Linked DNA regions of Homo sapiens: region 1 is linked to region 2. The links are chromatin loops, found by intact Hi-C in ENCODE. Cell type or tissue: endothelial cell of umbilical vein. All regions are shown on one strand.

Region 1 (8,000 bases), 69 kb after region 2:
ATCAAGGAATATTGTTCACAGTAGAAAACAAAAACACTGGAAATGATCCAAATGTTCAAGATGAGGAAAATGCAAATGAGCTGTGGGATATTTACACAATGGAATATCATAAAGTGGTAAAATGAATACACTATGCTAACATGCAGTAATATATATGAATATTTACAAAATACTATTTACTGAAAAAATTTAACTGCAAGACTCTATGAAGCATGAGGGCTTTTAATAAAATAAATATAACTAAAATAAAAAGTATGCTTTCTTGGGAAAGATTTAGATGCACGTAATATCAAGAGGAAAGCATGTGGATGATGAAAACAGGCTTCTGAAAGATAAAATTACATTAAGTCAAACAAAACAAGTCAAAGAGATGGGCAATAGCATGTTTGGATGAAGGTTAAGTTGTTGTCTGATGGATTCACTTTTACTTACGACATAAATAAAAATAAACTAAACATATAGAGGAAATAAAAAGCTGGCCATATTTAGACCAGCAATTAAAGTGGGTCAAGTTTTCTGATTAATCAAATTCAATGCTTATGAGAGAAGGGAAATCCTAAGGAATTGTAATTAACTATTACAGATGGGAAAATGTGCAACACACCTAAACATTGTTTGATATAAAAATGACTGTATAGACTGTCATTTTTATCTATCTATTTGATTTTACTCCAAAGGTTAATTTGGTAGAACTTCAGAAAACATTCTGATTGTACTGTGCTTCATCTATTTTTCATCTCCACTTGTGTACGCTCTGATTTCATTTTTATTTCTTAGCAGAAACACTAAAAGAGGATCTTGGGCACAAGCACTTGCCTCTATAGACTTAGAAGAGACTCCATCCTCTTGAGCAGGTTCCAACCACTACAGTAATGGTTTCTTCTAGTCATAAGCCCTCTAGGCAACATTAAATATCCATCCATATATCCCCCCCGCCATTATCCAGTTAAGTCAAGTATTAATATATAGAAAATGAACAGATGACATAAGAAGCCATAAGGAAAGAGATTGCAAAACATCCTATAAAATATGATCAGAGCTGTATTGTGACAAACTGTTCACATGTTTGTGTTATTCTTTAAAATAAACTCCTGAATGTAGGGATGGTGTCATTTCAAAAATTGAACCAGTCATGCCTCATAAGTTTCTGGTACTCTGTAGAGGTGAAAGTAAAAGAAAGAAAGAGAATAAAAGAGAAAGAAAGAGAGGAAAGAAAGAAAATAAAGGAAGAAAGGAAGGAAGGAAGGAGAGAGAAAGAGAAAGAAAAGAGAGAAAGAGAAGAGAGAATAGAAAGAAACAGAGAAAAGAGAAAAAGAAAGAGAAGGAGAAAGAAAAAACAGAAACAAAGAAAAAATGTTTATTATATAATATATGCTATACCTTATATCATAGATCAGCTAAAAAACTAAGAAAAATGGGCATTTTGATGAAGGGAAAAAATACAATGCTTCTTAGAAGGGACGTGCAAAGGAATGTTTCTGATGAGAAGATATACTTTTACATGCTATGAAATTCAATGTTCTCACAAATATTTGAGAATATAATAGGCTACTATTCCCAAAAAGTAGCCTAGATAATCATTTCTCTCTTTATACTCTTTGTTTATTAAAGCTCCCCTTAATTAACCTGGTTATTGTTCCCATTCCCTTTCAGAATTGCATTCTCTATCACTCAAACACAGTAACTGCCACATTGCCCTAAATAACTCCCAGCTTGGCCACTCTGCATTGGCAGCATTTTTTTCTAACTGATAAGAAATAGGGCTCTTGGAAAAGATAATTTAGTACAGTAGAATATCAGTGGATGGTCACATACACACTGAAGAGGAAAAGAAAGGGGCTAGAATGAATTGGTAAAAGGATACCAAGAAACCCTCAGATAAAACTATAAAACTATTGGAAGGTAGAATGAAAATTGATGAAAGCAACACCACCACCAGCTTCACAACAATCTAATAGTTGATGAGAACTGAAACTGCATAACCCAGGTAATAACTGTACCATTGGCTCATTTATTTCTTTGCAATGGCTTAAAACTCTGGCCTGATTTTTATAAATAAAATTACTATATAAGCATATCTAATTCTTGTGTCCTCTTTATTGATGGCTAATAATGGGTGATTTAAATTATGGTGTTTACCTTAGATATATGGTTAACAATATGAGATAATCCAAAGGTTTGAATCTGAACCAGGTCACATGAGCCTATGCTCTTTGCTCCTGTTCACGCCTTATTTCTAAAATACATCACAAATTTTCTGGTAACATAAAATATATATCAATTATTTCAAATTTTGTTTTAAAAAAGGACATATGTAAAGCAAAAAGCAAAATTAAAAAAATAAGAGTTCAGTTGATGGAACCCTCTTGAAACAAGAATTTAAGAATGCCTGCTCACAGAATAGTAATGCCAAGATAAAACTGGAAAAATAGTTAAGAGAGGCCAGCTCTAAATAATAAATGAATAACACATCGTCAGGACTAGAAGAGTAGATAAGAAACAAAGTACTCTTTAAACACAATTTCTAAAGACATCTATTTCAAACTTACAATCTGAAAGTGTAGAGGAACCCTGGTCTTTGGTAGAAAATTGCCCTGCCAGCCATGTGGAATAGAATAAGTACCCACACCTAAAAAAATTACAGTGACAGGCAGGTAAGGATTTCAATAAAAATGTAAATTATGACCTTAAAATCAACAAGGACTATATTTCTTCCAAATAGGCATCAGAACCTTACTGAAATAATATTAGCAAACAGAGGAAAAGCCAGAATAAAGTTTGAAATAAAGTATAACAAACATACTTGTTTGCAAAATAGCCTAAACCAGGTGACCATAGAGTGGATAAGTGATAATTATGAAATGTTAATAAAATATCGAAAGTGTAGGGAATGAGCTTTGGACAGAGGTTTGGGAGTAATGGACTGAAGTATGTTACAGAGAAGAAAAATTAGTTAAAAGTAATAATTAATATTCAATAAATAATTGAATTATTGTAATGTCTAAAACACATGAGTGTATAAATAAAGTTACATAAAATATAAAATAACACATGCACCAAGCGATTGAAGATCAGGAAAATAACCTTAGCAAAAACAGCAGTATTAGGCAGCATAATGATTTTTTAGTGTTGTCTTTGAATAGGGAACATTTGAAGATTACTGCACGTAGTCCAATTTGAGAAAAACTTCTCTAATGAGGTGATAGATAAATGGGATTAATGCAAAAAGTATAAAATGAAAATTAAAGAAAATAACTTTAAAATAATATAATGCTTAAAACTAAAATAGCCTGTTAAACATTTGACATATTAATTTTACTAGTCAATGAACACAAGAGAATACGCTAGGACATACATATCCACTTTAAGCAAATTAATAATAATACATAATACAAAATACTGTCTATGTGAAATCCTTCTTAAAGGTAGACTGTGTAACTAAACCAGAACTCTTTTCTAAAATCACAAGTATAAAAAACATAAATATCCAAAACATCTCCATGGTTCATTAACTCTGCTAATGTGTCATGTTTTTCACTACACAATCATTTTTAAGGAAGACTAATCACAGATATCAAAAAGTAACACAGCACTCTCCCAGAGAATAAACCATTTCAGAAACTGATAGAATATTTTGTCTCATCTATGTAAGTCTAAAACTTAGAATTGACATTTCTTGCTTGAAATTTATAAATCTACAACTCAGAACAACTCTTTAATTAATATAAAGAAGCTATATCTATAGAAAAAAATGTGAATGGGCAACTGAATTTCATGAATTATCAAGAACAAATATTATGTATGATGACATAATGGGAAGTTAGGATTTGCCTCACAACTTGGTTATGAGAAATTCTATAACCTGTTAGAAGAGATTAACACAAATCATTAATGGTTTCATTTGTTTCATCATTGTTATACCTGATATACATCTTGCCGGCAGAGTGGAGTGACTAATGTGTGATTAAAACAAATACCATTTCCCTTTGCCTGTCTGACAAACTCATTTTCATCCTAAAAGATAACTCAAATATTTCCTCTGCTGTGAAGACTTCTAGGATGCTTTTATGTTTCTTACATTCTCCTTCATCTGTGCTTCAAGAACACTGTACATATATCTCCTAGGACCCATCGCAATACTGGGGTGGGTTGTTTGCATGTTCCTGTTTCTCAAGGGTATCTCTGCATGCAGAAATTGTTGTGAAATGCTTGTGGAATGGACAGAGAGAGAAATAAACGATAGGGTTTTGCAGCGTTATGATCTGACAAATAAGACGTACAGAAGCCAGAAAGGCTCCCTAGCTTGCTGGTTTTGTGATTACGAAGATTCTTAACTTTATGAACAGTAACAGAAAGTGACTTCTCACTATCTATTTATCAAGTGGCTGGTTCCTACTTATATCATTCAAATTATTCACTATCAGTTCAAATGTATTTTGAAATATTGTCATTTGTCACTGCCTTATAACATCCCTTGCATGGTTTTCAACAACCTTATCTTCTTCATTGAATATTTTAAAACTTTTCTTATGCAAGCTTCTTTTCCTACTAAATTTTGATACCCCAGAAAGCATTGGCGAACACTAGAAGAGACCTGTTTGCAACCAGACTGAGGAGCTCAATTGTTTTTACTTTGAACTCAGTAATTGTTGCTTATTATTTATTTAAATAAATTGGCTATATACTTATTCAGAAAATATCAAAGGAAGCTAGAAAGAAGACATTTGTGCAAAAACTGCCAACTTTCTCGAGTAAATCTTTCTATACATAATATAACCACTACATATATAGTGTGTATAAGTATATATAAATGTTCAAAAATATTCAAAAATTGTTAACTTTCTTCTGTTACTTCAAGAAACGTTTACCTTGAATGAAATTGGGTATGAGATAAGGTTTATAGAAAGAAGTGTTTGTTTCTGGTGGGAGTTATTTCATTGCCTTCTTAGAATCATCCTGTGTTAGTGTACCAGAATAAATCTGTGGTAAGAAACAGCTTGTGTATTGAATATCCACTGGATAATTGAGGTTGTCTTTCTCTAGATAATTCTTACTAAATCCTGTGATTTAGATTTATACTTAGAAGCCATTGAGAATTTACTGTGTAGCATGACAAACATTATTCTCTTTAATATTTTTGCTCTATATCAGATTTTGCAGTTAAAAATCATAAACTCTTCTCAGATCCAAACATATAGTTTACCAGAAATTTCAAAACAGAATGGTGGAAGATGCCTTCTAATAATTGCTTCTACATAACAGATTGCTTTTGCCACCTGATCTATTTTAAATGACACAAAACTGAGGTGAACAAGTAGTATTAGACCCAATAAACTGATGAATAGGGTATGTTATTCTCTAAATCCAGAATACAAAAGTTATTATTTGTTAAGACTTTCAAAAAGTTGACAGAGTAAGACATACGCAAAAACATGAAAAAAAGATTGTTTTATTTCATGCCTAGGCACAGAAGCAGAGGATTAGAACAGAGAAGATTCTTGGAAGGAACGTGATACAACCCCTTGATTTATAGATGAGGACATTTAAGACAGTAGAAATTACGAATTTCCCCCAAAGACATCTGGGCATAAAAGAAAAAAATAAAGAGTTTAAAGTCTTGACATTAGTATCATAGTTAAACACATTACAATGCCTGGCTCAGGCATTGGCACTATGTAGACCTCCAAAATACTTTAATTCTCTTTCCTCTTCCCTTTATTTTTTCACCACCATACAAAGTATCATAACACAGGGTTAAGAACATCATTTCACGACCCATTCTTCCTGGGTACATAATCAATATTCTGTCACCTAGTAGCTGGGTAACCTTGGGCAAATTGTAGACCCTCTCTGTGCCTTGGATTCCTCAAGTATAAATAAGGACTACAGCATAACTTGTATCACAGAGTTATTGGGAAAATTAAGTAAATATATGTGAAACTGCTTAGAGTCATGGTATACAGGACATACTGATGAAAGCTACCTGTTAATATTATGATAATAATGATTATAATTTTCTGCTATCTCATTTCTTGGCATTTGTCTACTTACAAAGCATCCAGTGCCACCCCACTTTTTTTGCTCTCTTATTTCTCACACCAATTATTCAGGATATTCATTAGTCTCCTGTTATCCAAACTGACTAGCCATATAGTCTAAGCTGTCAAACTGTAATAAAAAACTGAAGATATTCCGACAAATTAGTTCATCTAATATTTATAGTGCTGATGGTTTAATATATCACACTTGTCAAATACAGGTTTCATTTTAAGTGTAATTTTTTTCAATTATTGATATTTAAATAGTGAGAGAAATATATAGAGGAATATAAGACTGTGTGGAATCAATAGGGTCTGTGTTTTGGAGTTTGTTAGGGTCTTATCTGGGTGGCTAGCTGGTTTTTCCATCTGCAGGTAAAACCAACCATTACAAGTAGACAGTAAATAATTTTAGCTAAAGATTCTGATAATTACTTCTACATATGGCCAAATTTGAGAAATATCAAAATAATAGAAATTCTATTCAATGTGATCAATGAAGATATTTATAAATTAAAAATAATGTATGAACTGGAGCAAAAAATTGACCCAAAAGTATGTATACTTGGTATGTATTTTGTATGTGTGTGTGTAGTCAAACATGTATACACACTTATATTCATATATAGTCAAACACAGAAGAGACATTTTCTTTCATCTAACACACAAAAGTGAAAATATTAGAGCTAATGGTAATTTATCCTGGAGACTTCACTTTAAAACAAATCAATTGTCCTAGGTACAATAATATGAACATTTATAATGTTTATGTTTTAATAGATTTTTATTGATATTGCTTTTCCATAAGCATTCTCTTATTTTCTCTAAAAGCTTCAGGGAAACAACCGTGTTATAAAATAATAAAAATGTAGGCCAAATTTATGATAACTTTGTAGTCATTTTGATTTTCTGTGTATATCCCGTTAAAAACATTTTCTTCATCTCCAAATAGAAAACAGCAAAATAAATCAAAGTCTTTACTGGTTTTTACCCACTGTAGACTTACCAGCTATGACCAACATTGTTTCTGCATGCAGACTACTAACATCAAGAGTAAAACGCTCTCTGAAATATTGTTAAACTTTAAAAATCACACATAACATCTTAAGGGATAAATTCCAAGTCATATTAAAGTTACTGAGCTGAGAGTTTCTATTAACATTTATAACCTACCTGTATGCATTAACAAATCTTTAAAAGAAGACTTTTTGGCTGGGCACAGTGGCTCACGCCTGTAATCCCAGCACTTTGGGAGGCCGAGGCAGGCAGATCACAAGGTCAAGAGATAGAGACCATCATGGGCAACATGGTGACACCCCGTCTCTACCAAAAATCCAAAAATTAGCTGGGCATGGTGGCATGTGCCTGTCGTCCCAGCTACTCAGGAGGCTGAGGCAGGAGAATCACTTGAACCTGGGAGGCAGAGGTTGCAGTGAGCTGAGATCACACCATTGCACTCCAGCCTGGGCAACAAAGTGAGACTCCATCTCCAAAAAAAAAAAAAAAAAAAAAAAAGAATGCATTATTTAGGGTAGGAAAACAGAGATACTTTATTGCCTAAGGAATATTATAAAGTCTGAATAACTAAAGAAAATAATGGCAGTGTCTACTGAAAATAATGGCAGTGTCTACGATCTGGAAGAAAGGGAACTTTACATAATGGACATTCACTATTTCCAGTTCACTGACAAAATAATTACTATCTTGAATGAGGTGCTGTTTACATTTCGAGTGATAAAACTTCCACATTTCCAGACACAGTTTTCACCAGACTTAGAACTTAATTATATCTGACTTCAATGATCTGATATGACAGTCATGAAAAGGTTGGTATTCCTGCCTGTATGAGAGTTACATTTCTCATTTTAAATTCTAAAGTGGCATTTGCTTTTCTTCATAATTCTTGAGAACTTGGTTAATGTATCTGGTCCTCTTAGAAAATTCTGTTCTCAGTTTGCTGAT
Region 2 (8,000 bases):
CTTGACTAGGGTTGAATGACTTGCTTCCAAGGTGGCTCACTTATATACCTGGCAAGTGCTGTCTTTTAGTATTATTAGAAGGCCTTATTTCTTCACCATCAGTACCTTGCCATTGGGCTAATTTTAGTGTCTCTATGAGAAGGTAGCTAGTTTCCCTCAGAGAAAGTGACAGATGAATGAGAGCAATGAAGAAATCATAATGCCTTTTATGTTCTAATCTTGGAAATCATGCGCCATAAATTCTGCCACATGCTAACCATTAGGGGCAAGTCATTGAAAATACAGCCCACACTCAAGGGGAGGAGAATTAAGTGCCACCATTTGAAAGGAGTAGAATCAAATTAGTTGTGCTCATACATACAGCCATACTCTGCTTATATTTTTCAGTTTTTCCCCTCTCAGTGTTTATTTCTGGATATTTTCAGTTGCTTTGTCTTCAAGTTCATTAATCTTTTCTTCTTCAGCATGTCATCTGTTCTTAAACCTAGCCAGTGTATTTTTTCACAGTCTATACATTTTCATCTCTATAATTTCAAGTTGGATCACTTTATATCTTACATGTCTCTTTAATATGCTCAAGCTTTCTTCTACATTTTTAGAAAATGTAGTAATATAGTAATTATAATGACTTTTTAGAGACTTTGTCTAACTCTACATCTACCAATTAGTCCTCTAATTATTCCACTATCTGAGTTACTTTTGGGGTCAGTTTCTGTTTATCAAATGTTCTCCTCATTATGGGTTGTATTTTACAGTCCTTTTCATGTGTGGTTATTTTTCTTGGATAATAGATACTGTAAATTTACTAAGTTTGTTTGAGCTGTCATAACAAAATGCCATACACTGTGTAACCTATACAGATTTTTTTTTCTCACAGTTCTGAGAGTGGGAAGTTTAAGATAAAGGTGCCAGCAGATTTAGTGTCTAGTGAGGGCCCACCTCCAGAGTAATAGATGTTGCTTCCGATGTGTCTTCACATGGTAGAAGAGAGCAACAGAGCTCTCTGTGGTCTCTTTTACAGGAACACTATTCCTGTTCATGTCCCAAAGTCCCCACCTTCAAATACCATCACATTGGATGTTAGGTTTCAACATATGAATTTTGCAGGGGAACATTCTCTAGTATTTACCTTACTGAGATTTCGATGTATATAATTCTTCAAAATGTTCCTGAGCTTTGGTTTAGAATGAAATTAACTTATTTGAAAAAAGTTGTATCCTTTTAAGGCTTAATTTCAAAGGTAGATTAAAGCAACTTTTTATATAGAGCTAATTCTCTCCTATTGGTGAAACAATGGCCTTCTGAATGTGCTACCCCAAATATTTAGGAAGTTTTTTTTTTTCACTCTGGCTGATGGAAAAAAAGAAAATATAATTAGCCTTCTATGAGCTTTGTGGATTGTTCCACCAACTCTTTCTAGTGGTTCTCTTCTCTGCTTCATGGAATTAACTTATGCAAATACACTGATCATCACTATGTTGAAGACACAAGTGGAACCTTTCGCATATCTCACAGTTCTCTCTCCCTATTCTGTGCATTTGTGTTTTTGTCTGGTGCTCCATCCTGCAAATTGCAGCTGCCTCGTACACCCTGATTTTCACCTCCATGACTTCAGCTCAAGAAGACTACTAGGCACTATTTGAGTCCCCTCTCTCTGAGCTGTATCCTGAACCTCTCCACAGAAGGTCAGCTGGGGCAACTATGGAGTTCACCTCATGTTTAATTTCTCTCAGTGACCGATGTCTCACAAAGTCTCTTGTTCAAAATCTGAAAAAAATTGTTCCATATATTTTATCTGGTTTGTTAACCGTATATGACAGAAACATAAAATGGTTTCTATTACCACAAATTTATCTTGACACTCATTCTCAACTCTTAGCAGAGTTTAGAAATTTTTGATAAATACAATTCCAGCCACACTAGTTTGACATAGTATAAAACCACAGCGTGGTTGAAAAATAATGAAATCACATTAAGCCTGTTTAATCACTTGTAAAATAAGTTGCAAAATGGCCTAGTAATGTAACTATACCTAGTGGTGGCTCTGCAAGTATTAGTCTGGAAACATATTAGCCTTGAGTAAAAATAATTATTTGAAAAACTTTCAGAGGAGTGGGGATTTCCTTTTATCTTGTAAAGTCAATTATGATATCATGAAAATATATGAGATGTGGAGATTACAGAAAGAGAAAAACATGAGAAACCACATACAAGCTAGAAGACAGCAGGTTCTTCATGAAGTTGTGAGTAGCTCCATTCAGTTGGAGGCTGGTAAGCAAAATGGAAAATAATCGTTCCTAAGAGAGTGTTTGTATGGGGAGATGGAGATGTGTGCATCGAGTACCCAGCGAAGGACATAATATTTTATTCAGGAACCAATGGAAAGCAAAACAGGTATTCAAGCAGGAAAATAACTCAATTAGGAGAGAATCCACCATTTTATTTATAAGTACTATTAACTCTTGGTTATATTGTGCCTTGTTAATATAATTAAGCTTTTAAACCTGGGTTGAACAGTGCCAGAAAAAAAATACATAATTGTTAGAATTAATGGCACAAAAAATTATGTTCTTCAACTTCAGCAGTTATTATTAGGAGTAGCATCAGCACTGCTTGGCAAATCCTTACATTTCTCTGTTCTGCAGCTGTTTCTCCCCCAAGGGCTCTACAAAACCCTTACCATCAAGCTGCATTCCCTTACAGAGAAATTATGAAGTTCCATTTTTACTTCTCAAAGAACTGGGTTTAGGTAAAATATTTTTAAATAACACATATGCAGCATCAATTGTACCTTAACAAGCCAGCAATCATGATGATTTTATTACCTCAAACACACTAATTTTGAAGAAAAATTATTCTAGTTAATAAGTAATATATGAACAAAGCTATTGCTTGACCGTTTTGACTATTTTTTCCTGTGTAAAACCTGTTTCTACCTATCAAAGATCATAAAAAGCAATGTAAGCTCAGTGTAAGCATTGAACTATTACCAATTGATATCAATTATGCAACCAGCAAATGAATGATGAAGATTTGCTCTACACTATACAATGAGTGGCACATTATAGCATTTTGTTGAAGACTATTACATTAAGCACCCTACAAAACCACAATGTATTTTGGAAAACACCAAACATTGCAATTATCTAAATATATTTCAAACCTATGAAATTCCTTTTTTTAATCTCTCCAGGATGAAGAAGAGGCAGGTGAGATTTCAACTGTAGATTTGTAGTTTTATTACTGGGCAATATCTAAGTGGTAAGTCATCACAGAGCAATGACTAAAGGAATATTTGATAGTTGTGAAAGACGTGAATTGTAATCATTAAATACTAAAATATTACCATCTATGAAAATAATAAAAGAAGCTACAATTCTCTGTGGAAATGTAATGTGCTTTTTTTTTGTTCCTCAGTATCACCTCAGTCATTCAGAGTGGCTAATGTATTATATGGTATGATATGATGGGGCCAATTAACACCAGAATATCATTTGCCCCTGCTGCAATCAAGTTTATCCTGTTTACAAGAAAGCTATTCATTTGGACTAAAGTGTCCCTTCAGAAGCCGTCACTCAAAATATATAACTTGAAAATAGTAACTGTAAAACTAAGCTTCTATTAGTTTACATAATTTAGGAGTTTTCTAGTTTAGTAACTTCTAACATGAGCAATAAAAGATACAACTTTTATTAGAAGCTACGACATATAATGTGGTTGATATCTTGCCAGAACTCTCTAAATTAATATTATTAATGGACGCGGGAAGTGTCTCCCAGTCTTCTTGCCCTTCTCTATGATACAACTACAGCAATCTTTCGTAATAAACACCAACGTGATTATTCCTCTTCTTAGGATAAAGTGCCCCTTTGTTCTTTTGTATTCTTACTGAGTCAAGACAGATAACAAGACAAAGTTAATGTAACTCTGCCTGTGAAAGTGAGTAAACAAGAAGTGACTAATGGGGCAAAATTCTCAACCTTAAAATCTCTATTATTCATCCCTTACATTTTGGTATAGGAAAAAACAATATGTATGGAACCAGAATAAATCCTAGTCCCCACAGGAGGCAGCTTGGATTCTAATAAAGAAAACCTAGAGATACTGCATTTTGAACAGCTCTGATTTATTAGGTAATATATTGAAAAAAATAAAATGATTAAAAAGGTAGAGCATTTCATTATGGGTAATCATGATACTAATTTATTATACTCCCCAAATAAGCAGTTGTTGAATGTGAAATATAGGAAGTGATGAATATTAACCACTCAAGAAAAAGTAAACAATCATTACTAAGTTGATTATTTTATTCCAAGGTAATATTTAATCTTCACTGCAGTTTTCCACTAATCTGTCAGAAAGTGTTTAAATTCAGTATTTTATAGTTACAAGAATGTTCTTTTACCATGGAAGCTTTGACATTCACTCCAATAAATTGCAAGATGTTCTTTTTGAAAAATTCTATACTAATTATTTATGTAAATGGTCTCACAATAATTTGGGGATCACCGTGACCACATAGAATAGTGTATGAATAATAATATTTAATAGTAATCTATTAATATTAGTGTTTAAGACTATTCTAGATTAACAATGAATATTTTCATATGCAATAAGGACCCTATCTATCTACCAAAATGACTTTATAAATTGTTTGAGGGTTGCAATGAATAACTAGATGCTAGAAGATGGACAATATTGTCTATGTTTAAGAAAAAATAACAACTTAAACTCCGCTTAGGCAAGCTTTTTTGTGTATATGTAATTTGCAATATTTTGAAACCTATTAAGAATTACATAGCGGTCATTAGTTTTAAAATGTATGAAGAAAAATATCTACTGAGCATATGTTGTAAAATACACCTGGAGCCAAGAAATCTTCCAAGTCAAATGCAAAATTTATGTACTAATTTTTGTTTCAATTATTTGAACTTATATTTTAAATTAGAACTAATACTCAAGTAATTATCTGAATTTTACACATAGCAATTATTGAATACCATTCTTTTTATTGGGTAACAACTATACAGAAACATGTTTGATTCATAATTTACTAAAAAATTAATTTGTTCTTAACTTATTAAATGATTAATGGATTTTAAGATTTTATAACCAGACTTTCTTCTAAAAGACATAGATGTTTGCTAATATTCATTCTTCCTTTTCTCTATGCCTTTCATTTTAGTCTAGATCAATTTGGTGGTAATAAAAAATCTCATTATTCTAATAAATTATTTCTAAAAAATCAATATCTGAGCTCAAGATACCTGGGAATCTAGAACTGCAAATTTGCATATACAATGCTAGTTGTGATTTGTTTTTCCTATTTTTTGCCCAGCTTTATTGAGCTATTCTTGACATACAACATTTTTATGCATTTATGGTATACAATGTGATGTGATATATGTGTACATAATGGAATGATTACCACAAACAAGCCAATTAACATATTCATTACACACATAGTTACAATTCTTGTGTGTGTGCAGAGAACACTTAAGAGCAATTGTCTTCACAAATTTCGTGAATATAATACAGTGTTAACTATAGTCACCATGGTCCATGTTAGAGCTCCAGAACTTACTCATCTTGTAAAAATGAACTTTTGCTTATCAGCTTAAGATTTCTCAGGATACAAAATTAATGTGCAAAAATCACAAGCAGTCCTATACACCAATAAAAGACAGACAGCCAAATCATAAGTGAACTCTCATTCACAATTGCGACAAACAGAATATAATACCTAGGAATACAACTTACAAGGGATGTGAAGGACCCCTTCAAGGAGAACTACAAACCTCTGCTCAAGGAAATAAGAGAGGACTTCAAACAAATGGAAAGACATTCCATGCTCATGAATAGGAAGAATCAATATTGTGAAAATGGCCATAATGCCCAAAGTAATTTATAGATCCAATGCTATCCCCATCAAGCTACCACTGACTTTCTTCACAGAATTGGAAAAAAACTACTTTAAATTTCATATGGAACCAAAAAAGAGCCCATATAGCCAAGACAATCCGAAGCAAAAAGAACAAAGCTGGAGGCATCATGCCACCTGACTTTAAGCTATACTACTAGGCTACAGTAACCAAAACAGCATGGTACTGGTAGCAAAACAGATATATAGACCAACGGAACAGAAAAGAGACCTCATAAATAGCACCACACATCTACAGCCATATGATCTTTGACAAACCTGACAAAAACAAGCAATGAGGAAAGGACTCTCTATTTAATAAATGTTGCTGGGAAAACTGGCTAGCCATAGGAAGAAAACAGAAATTGGACCATTTCCTTACACCTTATACAAAAATTAGTTCAAGATGGATTAAAGACTTAATTGTAAAACCTATAACCATAAAAACCATAGAAGAAAACCTAGGCAATACCATTCAGAACACAGGCATGGGCAAAGACTTCAAGACTAAAACACCAAAAGCAATGGCAACAAAAGCCAAAATAGACAAATGGGACCTAATTAAACTAAAGAGCTTCTGCACAGCAAAAGAAACTATCCTCAGAATAAGCAGGCAACCTACACAATGGGAGAAAATTTTTGCAGTCCATCCATCTGACAAAGGTCTAATATCCAGAATCTTCAAAGAACTTAAACAAATTTACAAGAAAAAAAACAAACAACCCCATCAAAAAGTGGGCAAAGGATATAAACAGACACTTCTCAAGAGAAGACATTTATGTGGCCAACAAACATGAAAAAAAAAGCTCATCATCACTGGTTATTAGAGAAATGCAAATCAAAACCACAATGAGATACCATCTCACACCAGTTAGAATGGTGATCATTAAAAAGTGAGGAAACAACAGATACTGGAGAGGATGTGGAGAAACAGAAATGCTTTTACACTGTTGTTGGGAGTGTAAATTAGTTCAACCATTGTGGAAGACAGTGTGGCAATTCCTCAAGGATCTAGAACTAGAAATACCATTTGACCCAGCCATCCCATTACTGGGTATACACCCAAAGGATTATACATCATTCTACTATAAAGATGCATGCACACATATGTTTATTGCAGCACTGTTCACAATAGCAAAGACTTGGAACTAACCCAAATGCCCATCAGTGATAGGCTGGATAAAGAAAATGTGGCACATATACACCACGGAATACTATGCAGCCATAAAAAAGACTGAGTTCATATCATTTGCAGGCACATGGATGAAGCTGGAAACCATCATTCCCAGCAAACTAAAACAAGAACAGAAAAGTAAACACCGCGTGTTCTCACTCATAAGTGGGAGTTGAACAATGAGAACACACAGACACAGGGAGGGGATCATCACACACTGGGGCTTGTCAGGGGGTGGTGGGCTAAGGGAGGGATAGCATTAGGAGAAATACTTAATGTAGATGACGAGTTGATGGATGCAGCAAACCACCATGGCACATGCACACCTATGTAACAAACCGGCGCATTCTGCACATGTACCCCAGAACTTAAAGCATGATAATAAAAATAAATAAATAATTAAAGTAAAATGAGATCAACTATTTGTTGTAAACTACTACAGAAAAAAAATAAGTAAAAAAGATGGAGGGTGGGGGAGAAGCACTGATGAAACAAACAAAATAGTGATGGTTATTGTAACTCTGATGGTTATTGATTGCACTCAGATTTTCTGTATGCTTGAAAATTTTTGTAATGAAATGTCTAAAGATCAGAGTGGCGGAGAGAACAAAACAAAAAAAATGAACTTTTACACCCTTTGACTAACATCTCCCCATTTCCTCCAAGCTTCAGCCCAGACAACCACCTTTTTACCCTCTACTTTTGTGTAAGTTCTAGTTTTTTAGATTCCATATACAAGTGAGATAATATTAATACAATATTTGTCTTTTTGTGCCTGGCTCAATAAATTTAGCATAATATCCTCCAGGTTCATCCATCTTGGGGATAATGGCAGGATTTTCTTATTTTTATGGCTGAATAATATCTACTTATATATAAAAAGACATATATGTATAATAAATATAT

The links. Hi-C counts contacts between places; a loop is a spot of excess contacts. Peaks named below come from ENCODE experiments on the same cell type or tissue, not always from the same donor. Only the 100,000 strongest peaks of a DNase experiment are listed, where the experiment ranks them.
Region 1: a loop joins it to region 2, with 7 times the contacts of the local background. A loop is called at or near these places in 1 of 110 quality-filtered maps.

The regions. Positions count from the first base shown.
Region 1 is chr5:121,179,237-121,187,236 of GRCh38, reverse strand. No RefSeq gene overlaps it. Among named protein-coding and RNA genes, the nearest start is that of FTMT, 670 kb to the left of the region's middle. In endothelial cell of umbilical vein, no CTCF peak of the experiment used is centred here; a DNase peak (open chromatin) is centred at 3,976; H3K27ac peaks cover 1,017 bases.
Region 2 is chr5:121,248,050-121,256,049 of GRCh38, reverse strand. No RefSeq gene overlaps it. Among named protein-coding and RNA genes, the nearest start is that of FTMT, 600 kb to the left of the region's middle. In endothelial cell of umbilical vein, no CTCF peak of the experiment used is centred here; a DNase peak (open chromatin) is centred at 3,919; H3K27ac peaks cover 1,813 bases.